Regions from separate parts of the Homo sapiens genome. Here region 2 is linked to region 1. A link is an interaction called in ENCODE POLR2A ChIA-PET data of the cell type or tissue named here. Cell type or tissue: HepG2. All regions are shown on one strand. Each heading gives the region's core, and the rest is flanking DNA. Links, peaks and the distances in the headings are about the cores only.

Region 1 (6,850 bases), core at 1,879-4,378:
TATTTGCAGGGTGCTTTGCCAGCCACCACAGCCCCAGTGCCATTTTAGCACCCTGCAAACAAGTCCTGAGAGGGCAAGCAAGCTGCTGACGGGGACTCGAGCGGCTGTGGGAAAAGGGACCTGCGGTGGTTCAGGAAAGCAGCCTTAAGTGACCGAGCCTGGACGCGCCAGGCACAGTGTGGGAAGAGTGCCATTCAATCCTCCGCGTAACCCTGGCGGGGCCGGGCTAAGAAGCGCTTACCCAAGCGCAGGAGACAGGAGCTGAGCACAGCGTCGGGAGCTTGCGAGATCACCTGGCTGGGATGAGGTCATCTAAGGTTTAAGAGCGCGGTCGTCTGAGTCTAAAGTCCAGCTCTTTATCTCTGCCGCCGGGGATCCTGGGGCGTAGTGTAAAGGAGGCGGGTGGCTAGGGTCACGTGGCTGATCACCCCAAGAGAAGTCAACCCCAGGCGGGCGGTTACGACGCTCATGCTCCTTAGTGGTCTTCATTTCCGTAATGAGGGGCCGGAGGTGACGGTGCAGCAGGCGGGAGCCAGGGTAAACTTCACCCAGGTGGCCCCAGTGCGAAGGCAGCGAGGCCCTACAGCAAATGGCCAAGGCCGCCTCAGAGGCAAAGCTGCTCTCCCTTTCTCTTTGCTGCCCCATTCTCCCAGTTCCTCCTCAGCCCGGGCCTCCGGGAGCCTTCTGCTGGAAGAGATGTGCTTTCTTTTTTTAGTTTCTTGAGTTTTTTTAGAGACGAGGTCTCGCTCTTCTGCCGCCCAGGTTGGAGTGCAGTGGGGCGAACACGGCTCACTGCAGCCTCCAGCTCCTGGGCTCCAGCAAGCCTCCCGCCTGGGACCAAAGGAGCGCTCCACGGGGCGGGGGCCGCTGTGCGCTTTCTTACTTTGCCCTTTTCATCGCATATTCGGTTGTTCACCCGCGACTTCCTTTCCCGAGGAGCGACGGCGGCGGGGGCTTCTCTCTGCAACCACCACCGGCCCAGAGGAGAGCCCTTGACCAAGGACATCACGAGTACGAAATGACCAAATTTGTTCAGTATTGACTGTATCTAGGAGTATCCTACTCTCAAATAACCCACATGCAAAATCCTGAGGCGGAAGCTACCTTCATCCCTGTTTACAAAACAAACAAACAAAAAACAAAAAAACCCAGGAACCAAAAGATTGAGCAAGGTGTCCAAACCACACAGTTGGTATTTGGTGTCACGTTGGAAGGAGGAAAGGCCACAATTAAAAATTGTTATTCCCGCCGGGTGTGGTGGCTTACACCTGTAATCCCAGCACTTTGGCAGGCTCAGGCAGGTAGATCATCTAAGATCGGGAGTTTGAGACCAGCCTGACCAACATGGTGAAACCCCGTTTCTACTAAAAATACAAAAATTAGCTGGGTGTGGTGGCGCATGCCTGTAATCCCAGCTACTTGGGAGGCTGAGGCAGGAGAATCGCTACAACCCAGGAGGCGGAGGTTCTGGTGAACCGAGATCGTGCCATTGCACTCCAGCCTGGGAAACAAGAGCGAAACTCCATCTCAAAAAAAAAAAAAAAAAAAACCCAAAATTTGTTATTCTTGCGTTCAAGGCATTGTGCTAACACTTTTCTTTTTTTTTTGGAACGAAGTTTCGCTCTTGTTGCCCAGTCTGGAGTGCAGTGGCACGATCTCTGCTCACTGCAACCTCTGCCTCCTAGGTTCAAGTGATTCTCCTGCCTCAGCCTCCTGAGTAGCTGGGATTACAGGTGCCGGCCACCATGCCCGGCTAATTTTTGTGTATTTAGTAGAGACGGGGTTTCACCATGTTGACCAGGCTGGTCTTGAACTTCTGACCTCAGTTGATCCACCTGCCTCGGCCTCCCAAAGTGCTGGGATTACAGGCGTGAGCCACCATGCCCGGTTTGTGCTAACACTTTTCTAGGCATTATCTCATTTAATTACCAGCAGAGGGTGAGTGCTTTAACTCTTTAGAGGAAGCTTAGAGAGGTTGACAGGCCTGCCCAGGCTTATTAGCTGGAGTGTGGATGGACCCACAGCTGACCCTCCTCAGCAGAGCACTCCAGTACCTGCAAAACTGTGGGCAGATGTCTGTGATTCTGAGATCGATTGGGAGTTGGGGTCCGGCTTTTCTTTTCTTTCTTTTTTTTTTGAGTTGTAGTTTCACTCTTGTTGCCCAGGCTGGAGTGCAGTGACAGTGATCTCAGCTCACTGCAGCCTCCACCTCCCCAGCTCAAGTGATTCTCCTGCCTCAACCTCCTGAGTATCTGGGACTACAGGTGACCACCACCATGCCTGGCTAATTTTTTGTATTTTTAGTAGAGACGGGGTTTCACCATGTTGTCCAGGCTGGTCTCGAACTCCCAACCTCAGGTGATCCGCCCGCCTTGGCCTCCCAAAGTTCTAGGATTACAGGCATGAGCCACTGCGGCCTGCCTGGGGTTTGGCTTTTCAAATCTCAGTAGGTAGGTTGGTTTTTGTTTTTTTTTTTCCCTTTGGTGTGCTGTGGGTTGAGGATGTGGGCACTCGACTCAGTCAGCCTGATTTGGGATCCTGGCAGTGCCACATTCTGGCTGTGGGCCAAGGGGCAGGTCACTCAGCCTCTTTCAGACTCAGTTTCCTCATGTGCAAAATGGGAGTAGTACTGGTACCTGCCTCATAGGGCCTGTGAGAGAAATGCGTGGAGTCACTTAGCACTGAGCCTGGCTCCTAGCAAAAGCTAAAAATACGCAATTGTTGCTCTTAATTATTCTTACAGCCTATAAAACAGCTTTGTGTGCATTATTTGATTTGATTCTCACAATAGCACTGAGAGGATGTACAGGGGCAGATTTATCTCTGTTTTTTTTTTTTTTTTTTTTTTTTTTTAACACAAAGCGACCAAAGTTCAGAGAGGATGAGAGGCCTGGTCTAAGTCACAGGGCCATGACCTCAAGTTCAGGGAGGCTGGTTCCTCTCACCACTGCATTCTCTAAAATACTGTCCAAGGGAAATATAAAGGCAATCACAAATGTAATTTTAAATATTCTAATAACCACATTAGGAATCATAAAAGCAAACAAGTGAAAGTAATTTTAATAAGATATTTCATCTACTATATAAAAATATTACATTTTAACATGTAATCAATATAAAATCATTACTTTTAGGGAAAAGAAAGAGAGATCAGACTGTTGCTGTATCTATGTAGAAAAGGAAAACATAAGAGATTCTATTTTGACCTGTACCTTAAACAATTGCTTTGCTGAGATGTTGTTAATTTGTAACATTGCCCCAGCCACTTTGCCCCAACCTTGAGCTCACAAAAACATGTGTTGTATGGAATCAAGGTTTAAGGGATCTAGGGCTGTGCAGGATGTGCCTTGTTAACAAAATGTTTACAGGCACTATGCTTGGTAAAAGTCATCGCCATTCTCTAGTCTCAATAAACCAGGGGCACAATGCACTGTGAAAAGCCACAGGGACCTCTGTCCTGAAAAGCTGGGTATGGTCCAACGTTTCTCCCCATGTGATAGTCTGAAATATGGCCTCGTGGGATGAGAAAGACCTGACCGTCCCCCAGCCCGACACCTGTAAAAAGTCTGTGCTGAGGTGGATTAGTAAAAGAGGAAAGCCTCTTGCACTTGAGATAGAGGAAGGCCACTGTCTCCTGCCTGCCCCTGGGAACCGAATGTCTCGGTATAAAACCTGATTGTACATTTGTTCAATTCTGAGATGGGAGAAAAACCACCCTATGGTGGGAGACGAGACATGTTGGCAGCAATGCTGCCTTGTTATTCTTTACTCCACTGAGATGTTTGGGCAGAGAGAAACATAAATCTGGCCTATGTGCACATCCAGGCATAGTACCTCTCCTTGAACTTAATTATGACATAGATTCTTTTGCTCACATGTTTTTTTGCTGACCTTCTCCTTATTATCACCCTGCTCTCCTACCACATTCCTTTGGCTAAAATAATGAAAATAATAATCAATAAAAACTGAGGGAACTCAAAGACCAGTGCTGGTGCAGGCCCTCCGTATGCTGAGTGTCGGTCTCCTGGGCCCACTGTTGTTTCTCTATACTTTGCCTCTGTGTCTTATTTCTTTTCTCAGTCTCTTGTCCCACCTGGTGAGATATACCCACAGGTGTGGAGGGGCGGGCCACCCCTTCATCTGGCGCCCAATCTGGGGCCTTTCTCTAGGGTGAAGGTATGCTAAGAACGTGAACATTGAGAACAGCTGATGAGAGATTCCCAAGTATGTCCACGGTCAACCTTGCGGTAAGCTTGTGTGCTCGGAGGAATCCAGGGTAACAATGGGGCAAGCTGAAAGTAAATATGCCTCTTATCTCAGCTTCATTAAAATTATCTTAAGAAGAGGGGGAGTTAAAGCTTCTACAGAAAATCTAATTATGCTATTTCAAACAATAGAACAATTCTGCCCATGGTTTCCAGAACAGGGAACTTTATATTTAAAAGATTGGGAAAAAATTGGCAAAGAATTAAAACAAGCAAGTAGGGAAGGTAAAATCATCCCACTTACAGTATGGAATGACTGGGCCATTATTAAAGCAACTTTAGAACCGTTTCAAATAGAAGAAGATAGTGTTTCAGTTTCTGATGCCCCTGAGAGCTGTGTAATAGATTGTGAAGAAGAGGCAGGAACAGAGTTCAAGAAAGGAATGGAAAGTTCACATTGTAAAAATGTAGCAGAGTCTGTAATGGCTCGGTCAATGCAAAATTGTTGACTATAATCAATTACAGGAGGTAATATATCCTGAATCATCAAAATTGGCAGAAGGAGGTCCAGAATTATTTGGGTCATCAGAGTTTAAACCACGACGGCCATCAACTCCTCCTCCTGCGGTTCAGATGCCTGTGACATTACAACCTCAAATGCAGGTTAGACAAGTACAAACTGCAAGAGAATATCAAGTAGAAAAGGATAGAGTCTCTATCCCGGCAATGCCAATCCAGACACAGTATCCACAATATCAGCTGGTAGAAAATAAAACCCAACCACTGGTAGTTTATCAATACTGGCCGCCAGTCAAATTTCAGTATCAGCTGCTTCCAGAGGTTCAGTATAGATCTCAGGCGGGGTGTCCTGTCCCAAATAGCAGGGCACTATATCAGCAACCCACAGCGATGGCGTTTGATCCTACAGCACCAGCTAGTGTACAAGATAGTACACTGCATAAAACCATTAGCCAGAAAACAGGGAGATCTTGAGGCATGGCAGTACCCGGTAATTTTACAACCGATACTGGCTGGGAAAGGGAGTCAAGCAGGAGCCTCTGTCCAAACTGAGATTAGATATGAATCTTTCACCCTGAAAATGTTAAAAGATATGAAGGAAGGAGTTAAACAATATGGACCCAACTCTCCTTATATGAGAACATTATTAGATTCCATTGCTCATGGAAATAGACTTATTCCTTATGATTGGGAAATTTTGGCTAAGTCTTCCCTTTCACCCTCTCAGTTTCTACAGTTTAAAACCTGGTGGATTGATGGAGTACAAGAACAGGTAAGGAAAAATCAGGCTACTTATCCTGCTGTTAATATAGATGCAGACCAATTGCTAGGAACAGGTCCAAATTGGAGCACTATTAACCAACAATCAGTAATGCAGAATGAGGCTATTGAACAACTAAGGACTATTTGCCTCAGGGCTTGGGAAAAAAATTCAGGACCCAGGAACCTCCTGCCATTCTTTTAGTTCAATCAGACAAGGCTCTAAGAGCCATATCCAGACTTCGTGGCAAGGTTGCAAGATGCCGCTCAAAAATCTATTGCAGATGATAACGCCTGAAAAGTTGTTGTAGAAATAATGGCTTATCAAAATACAAATCCAGAATGTCAATCAGCCATAAAGCCATTAAGAGAAAATGTTCCAGCAGGAGTTGATGTAATTACAGAATATGTGAAGGCTTGTGATGGGATTGGAGGAGCTATGCATAAGGCAATGCTATTGGCTCAAGCAATTACGGGGGTTGCTTTAGGAGGACAAGTTAGAACATTTGGGGGGAAATGTTATAATTGTGGTCAAATTGGTCATCTAAAAAAGAATTGCCCAGTCTTAAATAAACAGAGTAAAAATAAAGAGCCACCTGGCCTGTGTCCATAATGTGAAAGAGGAAAACACTGGGCTAAGGAATGTCATTCTAAATTTGATAAAAATGGGCAACCATTATCGGGAAATGGGAAGAGGGGCCAGCCTCAGGCCCCGCGACAAAGTGGGGCGTTCCCGATTCAGCCATTTGTTCCTCAGGGTTTTCAGGGACAACAACCCCCACAGCAAATACCACCATTTCAGGGAATCAGCCAATTACAACAATACAACAGTTCTCCCCCACCACAGCGGGCAGCACAGCAGCAGATTTATGTTCTACTCAAAGGGTTTCTTTACTCCCTGGATAGCCCCCGCAAAAGATTCCTACAGGGGTATATGGTACACTGCCAGAAGGGATGGTAGGCCTTATTTTAGGAAGATCAAGTCTAAATTTGAAGGGAGTCCAAATTCATACTGGGGTAATTGATTCAGATTATAAAGGGGTAATTCAGTTAGTGATTAACTCCACTGTTCCCTGGAGTGCCAATCCAGGTGATAGAATTGCTCAATTATTGCTTTGCCTTATATTAAAATTGGGGATAGCAAAACAGAAAGAACAAGAGGGTTTGGAAGTACCAACCCTGCTGGAAAATCTGTTTATTGGAGTAGTCAGTTCTCAGAGAATAGATCTGTGTGTACAGTCACTATTCAGGGAAAGCAGTTTGAAAGATTAGTGGATACTGGGGCTGATGTTTCTATCATTACCTTAAATCAGTGGCCAAAAAATTGGCCTAAACAAAAGTCTGTTACAGGACTTGTTGGTGTGGGC
Region 2 (6,850 bases), core at 2,341-4,840, 68 kb after region 1:
GGGAAGGAGGTGGAAGCCGAGGGAAACGGAGACTGACCTGTCATCTCTCCTTGGCCTCGAGATGGCTCTATCAGAGTGCTGGGGGGCAGCACAGGAAGGACATGTCATCACTGTGAGGGGCGCGGGGTCCCCACCTTCCAGCTAATCTCCATCACCAGTACCCAAAGTGAAAACACTGGCCTTTAATATCACTTCTTACAATTTGATAGGCAAAAGATAATTTTATTTTTTTAATTTGCTTCTATTTGATCCTTCTAAGATTTAACTATTTTTTTTGTTTCACTATTTGTATTTTTACTTCTGTAAATGGATTATTTGTGGCCTTTGCTTTTTTTTTTCTAGAGCAGTATTCGTCTTGTTACTTTTGAGTTTTTGAGGTTACATACTTAATATATAAATATGTCTTTTGTTTTGTCAAGCTTGCACCAAAGCAAACAAAAGCGAATGTAACAAGAAAACTTAGAAAATAGCCTTCCTGGGGCTGGGCGAGGTGGCTCACGCCTGTAATCCCAGCACTCTGGGAGGTCGAGGAAGGTGGATCACCTGAGGTCAGGAGTTCAAGGCCAGCCTGGTCAATGTGGCGAAACCCCATCTCTACTAAAAAATACAAAAATTAGTCAGGTGTGGTGGCAGGCACCTATAATCCCAGCTACTCAGGAGGCTGAGGCAGGGAGAATTGCTTGAACCTGGGAGCAGAGTTTGCAGTGAGCCGAGATCACACCATTGCACTCCAGCCTGGGTGACAGAATGAGACTCCGTCTCAAATATAAAATAAAATAAAAAAAGAAAGAAAGAAAATAGCCTTCCCTTTCTTCCTCTGCAGTTGGTAACTGCTATCACTTTTTCTGTACTTATACAAACATTCAAATATAAATTATATAATTATGTAAATTATATATAATTTTATGTATATAATTGTATGTTTATGTATATATATACACACACATTTTTTCCTTTTTATAAAGGTAGAAACATACCTTATCTTTTAACCTGAATTTTGTTTTGGGTTTGTTTTGAGACAGGGTCTTGCTCTTTCGCCCAGACTGGAGTGCAGTGGCATGATCATGGCTCACTGCAGCCCTGCCCTTCAGGCTCAAGCTATCCTCTCACCTTAGTTAGCCTCCAGAGTAGCTGGGACTACAGGCACAGGCTACCACGCCTGCCTAATTTTTATGTTTTTTGATAGAGACAGGGTTTCACCATATTGCCTAGGCTGGTCTCCATCTGGGCTCGAGCAATCCACCTGCCTCGGCTTCCCAAAGCGCTGGGATTACAGGCGTGAGCCACAGTGTCCAGCCTGAAATTTGTTTTTTCAAAATCCTTTTTTTTTTTTTTTACAGGGCCTTGCGATCTTGGGTCACTACAACCTCCGCCTCCTGTGTTCAAGTGATTCTTGTGTCTCAGCCTCCCAACTAGCTGGGACTACAGATGCGTGCCACCACACCTGGCTTATTTTTCTATTTTTTGTAGAGATGGGGTTTTGCCATGTTGGCCAGGCTGGCCTTGAACTACTGACCTCAGATGATCCACCCGCCTCGGCCTCCCAAAGTGCTGGGATTTCAGGCATGAGCCACCATGCCCGGCCAAAATTCTACATTTTAAACTGAACTAGCCCTCTCTTAGATTTTTATCCCTGTTCTCCATTTTACAAACTCTTTCTTGTCCTCACTTCAAGAGTTAGGCAAGCATCATTAGGCCAATTTTACAGGTTAGGGAAATGGAAGCTCAGGGAGGAAAAGAAATGCTTTGGCACTGGGATTAAAACCCTGGACACCTGATGCTGTAGGAGCTTCCTTCTCTATGTGAGTGAATGAGACTTCTGCCCCTAAAGTCACCCCTCCTGAGGTACATAGGCTGGAGTTTTGGGGTGGAGTAGGGTGGTGGGAGAGAGAAAGTGTAAGCACTAAGAGAGTGAAGGAAGAGAAATTCACAGTAACCCCAAAGTTCCATTCATTCAGTCCCTGATGTGCTAGGTGACCTTGGGGCAAGATGTTTGCCCAACCTGGTCTCCCTGTGCTCACCTGTGAAATGAAGGCTTTGGCCTAACCAGAGGATTTCAAACAATGCCCTTTGGGGCCCTAGGGGAGCCCCCACATGTTATAGCTCCTCAAAAATGAACACAGAGAGGCATATTCAGGGACACTTGTGTTTGTGTTGGTGAAAAGGTATTATTATTATTATTTTTTGAGATGGAGTCTTGCTCTGTCGCCCAGGCTGGAGCGCAGTGGCGTGATCTTGGCTCACTGCAAACCCTGTCTCCCGGGTTCAAGTGATTCTCCTGTCTCAGCCTCCTGAGTAGCTGGGATTACAGGCACGTGCAACCATGCCTAGCTAATTTTTTTATTTTCAGTAAAGATGGGGTTTCACCATGTTGGCCAGGCTGGTTTCAAATTCCTGACCTCAAGTGATCTGCCCGCCTTTGCCTCCCAAAGTGCTGGGATTATAGGCATGAGCCACCACGCTCGGCCCAAAAAGTTATTAATAGAAGCAATTGACATATCCACCAGGAGTGGGTGGGTTAAATGCATTGAATCATTCATTTATTCATCTCTTCATTCATTCATTCAGTAGTTATTGAGTAACTATTGCCAGGCCCTGTTTTAGACATTGGGAATCAGTGGTGAACAAAATAGACCAAGTTTCCACTCTCTTGGAGCTTACCTGGAAGGCAGGTCCACCCTGTCTTGAGCTGCATTCCAGGTAGGTGAAAGGTGACAGATCCCGGTGTCCCAGCATGGGTGGGTCTCCAGGCCCCAGGAGTGAGTGGTGGAAGGAAGGTGCCACACCCAGTGTGAGATGACTCCTTTAATAAAATCCCATTTCCTACAGGACAAGTCTGTGTGTGTCAGTCTCTGGGTAGACAGGCATATGAAGAGGTGCTGTGGAAGTGTTGGGGATACATCCCCAAATGATGGTGTGACCTTTGGAAAGAGAGGGGAATAGATTAGGATGAGACTTGTCTAGAGCATTTTAACTTCATCAGCATGTTTTTTTTTTAAAATAAGGAAGACACATTCAAGTATTGTTGGCAGTTAAAATAATTTTTTTAAAAATTTAAAATAAACTTAGGTCCAGAGAGAAGGGAAGGACAAAAATAATAGGTTTCAATTTCTTGGAGTCCTTCAAAATCTAACATGGTCAGGTTCTACCCAAAGTTAGGAAGCATCTCAGTTTGGGGATCAGAGATTTTAAATTAAACAAACCCATGTTTATTATTGCCTGAGTCCAAGAGCAAGCCTGGCCTCCCCATCTAGGCAGCAGCCACTACTTTCAGCCACACAGCAGGTTTCCTCCTTAGCTACTTAGAATCCTGCCTCAGCAGAGCTGGAAGGGAACACCTCCCCCAGTGCTTATTTTGCAAATGGGGAAACTGAGGCTCAGATATTGTGACTTTTTAATTTGCCAAGGGCTCAATTAATGACAGGGCCTGAATTACAAACTGGGAAGGAAGCCTGCCCTGCTTCCAGATTCTGGCAGTTGGGAGGAGGAAAGGAGAGGAGGGGAGAGGGGGTGCCATCTTCCCCTCTCCCACTGGAAGCTCCAGTGATGGGTCCTGGTGTTCAGCACATGCTGAAAGGAAGCCTTGTCAACATGGAAGGAGATCAAGGCAGCCGGGGGGGTGCTGAAACCTCCTGTCGGGTCCAGCATCTCTGAGGAGATAGGGATGCCTCTGCCGCTGCCTCCACCCCCTCCTTGAGCTCTCTCCTCTCGAATTCCGAGGGGCTTTGGAATCACTAGACTGTCTCCCGCTCCCAGGAAACCCCAGGCTTCTGTGGAGCCAGGAGGCTGGCCATCCATCATTCTTATCTCCTGGCTGTGGCGGCCCCAGGTCCCTGGCCTGGATGGGCCCAGGGGGCCAGGAGGGGCTGGGGGGGCATCGATAACAGGAAAAGCAGCTGTCCCCTGGGGGAACTTCAAAGTGCCTGGAGCTGAAATTTATGTGCAGAGGAGCTTACATTAGGGGCCAGTGCGCCATTCTTTCCACAAATATTTATTGAGTGCCTACTGTGTGCCAGGCACTGGGTTAGGGGACTCTTATGGAACCAGAGATTTCGTTGTTTGTTGGGTTATATGTCTACCTCAGTAGGCTAGGTTTGATGCATGGATCAATTCAATGATTCATTAAGTATTATTAAACACCCACTGTATGCTGGCTGTTTCTGGAGACCCAAGACTGCTGGAATGGTTAATTGAATCTGTGGGCGGGGCTTGATATCTGCTAGCACAGTGGTTAAGAGCTTTGGAGTCAGGCAGACTGGGTCTCAGCTTTCTCAGCTGTAAAACGGGGATAAGAATAGCACCTACCCGGTAAGGGCTTGGGAGAAGAGGAAATGAAACGAGATATTCTAGGTGAGAAACTTAGCCCACTCCCAGCAGATGGTGCTCTCACAGCAATAGCAGAGATTTTTGTGACTGCAGTGGATTGACATATGTATTTGTTTATTTAATATTTATTTAGTACCTGCTATGTGCTGTGCCTCTAGGAGAGACGACCAGGCGGTTTGACTTGGGAGGGTTTGCAAGAGTCTCTTTCTTTTCCTGCGAGTCTCTCCTCAGCTGGGGCTTTGAGGTCGAGACCCTTGGAGTCTGGAGGTGAAAGGGATTTGAGAAGTTGCCAAGTTCAGTGCCTCCCCTGAGCTCTGTGCAAAAGCTCCTCTTTAACTTCTGCTATCTCGTCATCCAGCCTCTGCTTTCATCCTGGAGTGGGCGTCTTCCTCCCTCCCCAGGCAGCCTGGGAGGAAGACCTTTCTTCCTTGGAGTTGTGGTCTGCCTTCTGCAGTTTTCCTCATTAGCCTCCTGGCTCTGTTCTCTGGGCCTCCCCCAAACTCTCTGAGCATCAGTTTATTCATCTATAAAATGGGAATATTAGTAGTTCCTATCCTGTAAGGTTATTGTGAGGATAAAATGAGATAAAGATTGTAAAGCATTTGGCACAATGTCTGTACAGTGTCTTTAATAAGCAGTAGCCAATAATGACAAATAATGATAGTTTTGGGAATCAATAAAACAGGAACAAGAAAGAGAAGAAGGAAGAAAGAAAAAGGAGAAGGAAGAGAAGGAGGAGAAGGAGATGAAGGAGAAAGAAAGGCTGTCAGAGCTGGACCTTCTGAGGTGGAAAGCAGTTCTCCGTTTTGGGGGATCCTAAATTTGGCAAGGGAGAGCGCACAGGAGTTCCAAGGATGCTTTCCAGCTCTGATATCCGAGTAAACGTAAAAGGGACGGAAACATGGTGTTATTGCGTTCTTCTCCAGCCAGCGTTGGTGTTGCTACCATGTCCATTTCACACATGAGCAAGCCAAGGCCCTTGAAAGTGAAATGGTTTGTTCAAGGCTTGGAGCTAGGGAGTGCTGAGCATTGCCAAGGACTGTTGTCTCTCCTCCCCTCCCCAAGGCAGCAGTGGGGAGCTCCCCACAGACAGTGTGATATGCTGAATGGTGTCGCCCGCCACCGCACCAAATTAATATGTTGAAGCCCTGCCTTAGTCTGTTCAGGATGGCATAGACTGGGTGGCTGAAACTACAGACTTTTGTTTCTCCAAGTTCTGGAAGCTGAGAGGTCCACATTAAGGCACTGGCAGATTCAGGGTCTGGTGAGGTCCGCTTCTGGTTCATGGACGACCATCTTGCTGCGTCCTCTCATGGTGGAAGGGCTGGAGGAACTCCCCGGGGTCTCTTATGTGGGGGCACTAACCCCATCCAGGAGTGCTCTACCCTCTTGACCTAATCGCCCCCCAAAGGCCCCATTTTCTCATCCCATTAAAATGAGGGGTAAAGTTCAACATCTGAATTTGAGGGGGGACACACTATTCAGTCCAGTGCCTCAGAATGTGCCTTTATTTGGAGCTAGGGTCTTCATAGAGCTAATCAAGTTAAAATGAGGTCCTCAGTGTGGGCCTCAATCCAGTACGACTGGAGTCCTTATAAGAAGGGGAAGTTTGGACACAGAGATATGCATAGAGGGAAGATGATGTCGAGACCCAGGAAGATGAGGGGAAATCAGGAAACACAGGGAGAAGCAGCCTACAAGCTGACGAGAGAGGCCTCAACAGATCCTTTTCTCACAGCCCTCAGAAGGAACCAACATTGCCAACATATTGGCCTCAGATTTTTATCCTCCAGAACGGTGAGAACTGTGGTTTAAGCCTTCCAGTCTGGGGTACTTTGTCACAGCAGTCATAAGAACCGGTACAGAGAGTGTGGAGCCCCCGGACAGCCTGTGCAGTGAGCACTGAGGGGGTCCCTTGAAGCCTGCCAGCCCTGCCTGCCCCTGAGGGAGAGGCAGGTGCGTGGTGTGAAGACACTTGACTCCTTTGCAGAGCCCGGGGATGCTGGGCCGAAGCCGGGAGACGGAAAGGCAAGCCCTCGCCCTGATCTTTTCCCTCATGTGGCTCTCTGAGAAGGGAAGACACATTTTCCTGGTGCCTCCTCATGGAAGTCCTGCTGGATCAACCTCACCTGCTGCTGGGGAGGCTGCCATCCTTCAGGAAGACCTGCCAGCCTCAACCTCCCTGAGGCTGGGGATTTGTTAGAGATTCTGAAAATTATCAAGCTGGCTATGTCCATTTCCTCCTCTTTCTGTGATCTTTTTCTTCCTCCCCACATTATTTATTTATTTATTTATTTTGAGACAGAGTCTCACTCTGTTGCCCAGGCTGGAGTGCAGTGGTGCGATCTTGGCCCACTGCAACCTCTGGCTCCCAGGTTCAAGTGATTCTCCTGCCTCAGCCTCCTGAGTAGCTGGGATTACAGGCACGTGCCACCACACCCGGCTAATTTTTGTATTTTCAGTAGAGATGGGGTTTCGCCATGCTGGCCAGGCTGGTCTCAAACTCCTGATGTCAGGTGATCCA

The links. ChIA-PET counts read pairs that join two places held together with the same protein. Peaks named below come from ENCODE experiments on the same cell type or tissue, not always from the same donor. Only the 100,000 strongest peaks of a DNase experiment are listed, where the experiment ranks them.
Region 2: POLR2A ChIA-PET joins it to region 1 with 8 read pairs; 3 of 35 experiments call an interaction of 5 or more read pairs at or near these places.

The regions. Positions count from the first base shown.
Region 1 is chr5:154,640,937-154,647,786 of GRCh38, reverse strand. No RefSeq gene overlaps it. Among named protein-coding and RNA genes, the nearest start is that of MIR1303, 41 kb to the left of the region's middle. RefSeq lists enhancers at 149-258, 1-582. In HepG2, for the core only: no CTCF peak of the experiment used is centred there; a DNase peak (open chromatin) is centred at 2,886.
Region 2 is chr5:154,573,556-154,580,405 of GRCh38, reverse strand. No RefSeq gene overlaps it. Among named protein-coding and RNA genes, the nearest start is that of MIR3141, 19 kb to the left of the region's middle. In HepG2, for the core only: a CTCF peak has its summit at 4,381 (motif pointing right); no DNase peak of the experiment used is centred there; H3K27me3 peaks cover 1,353 bases.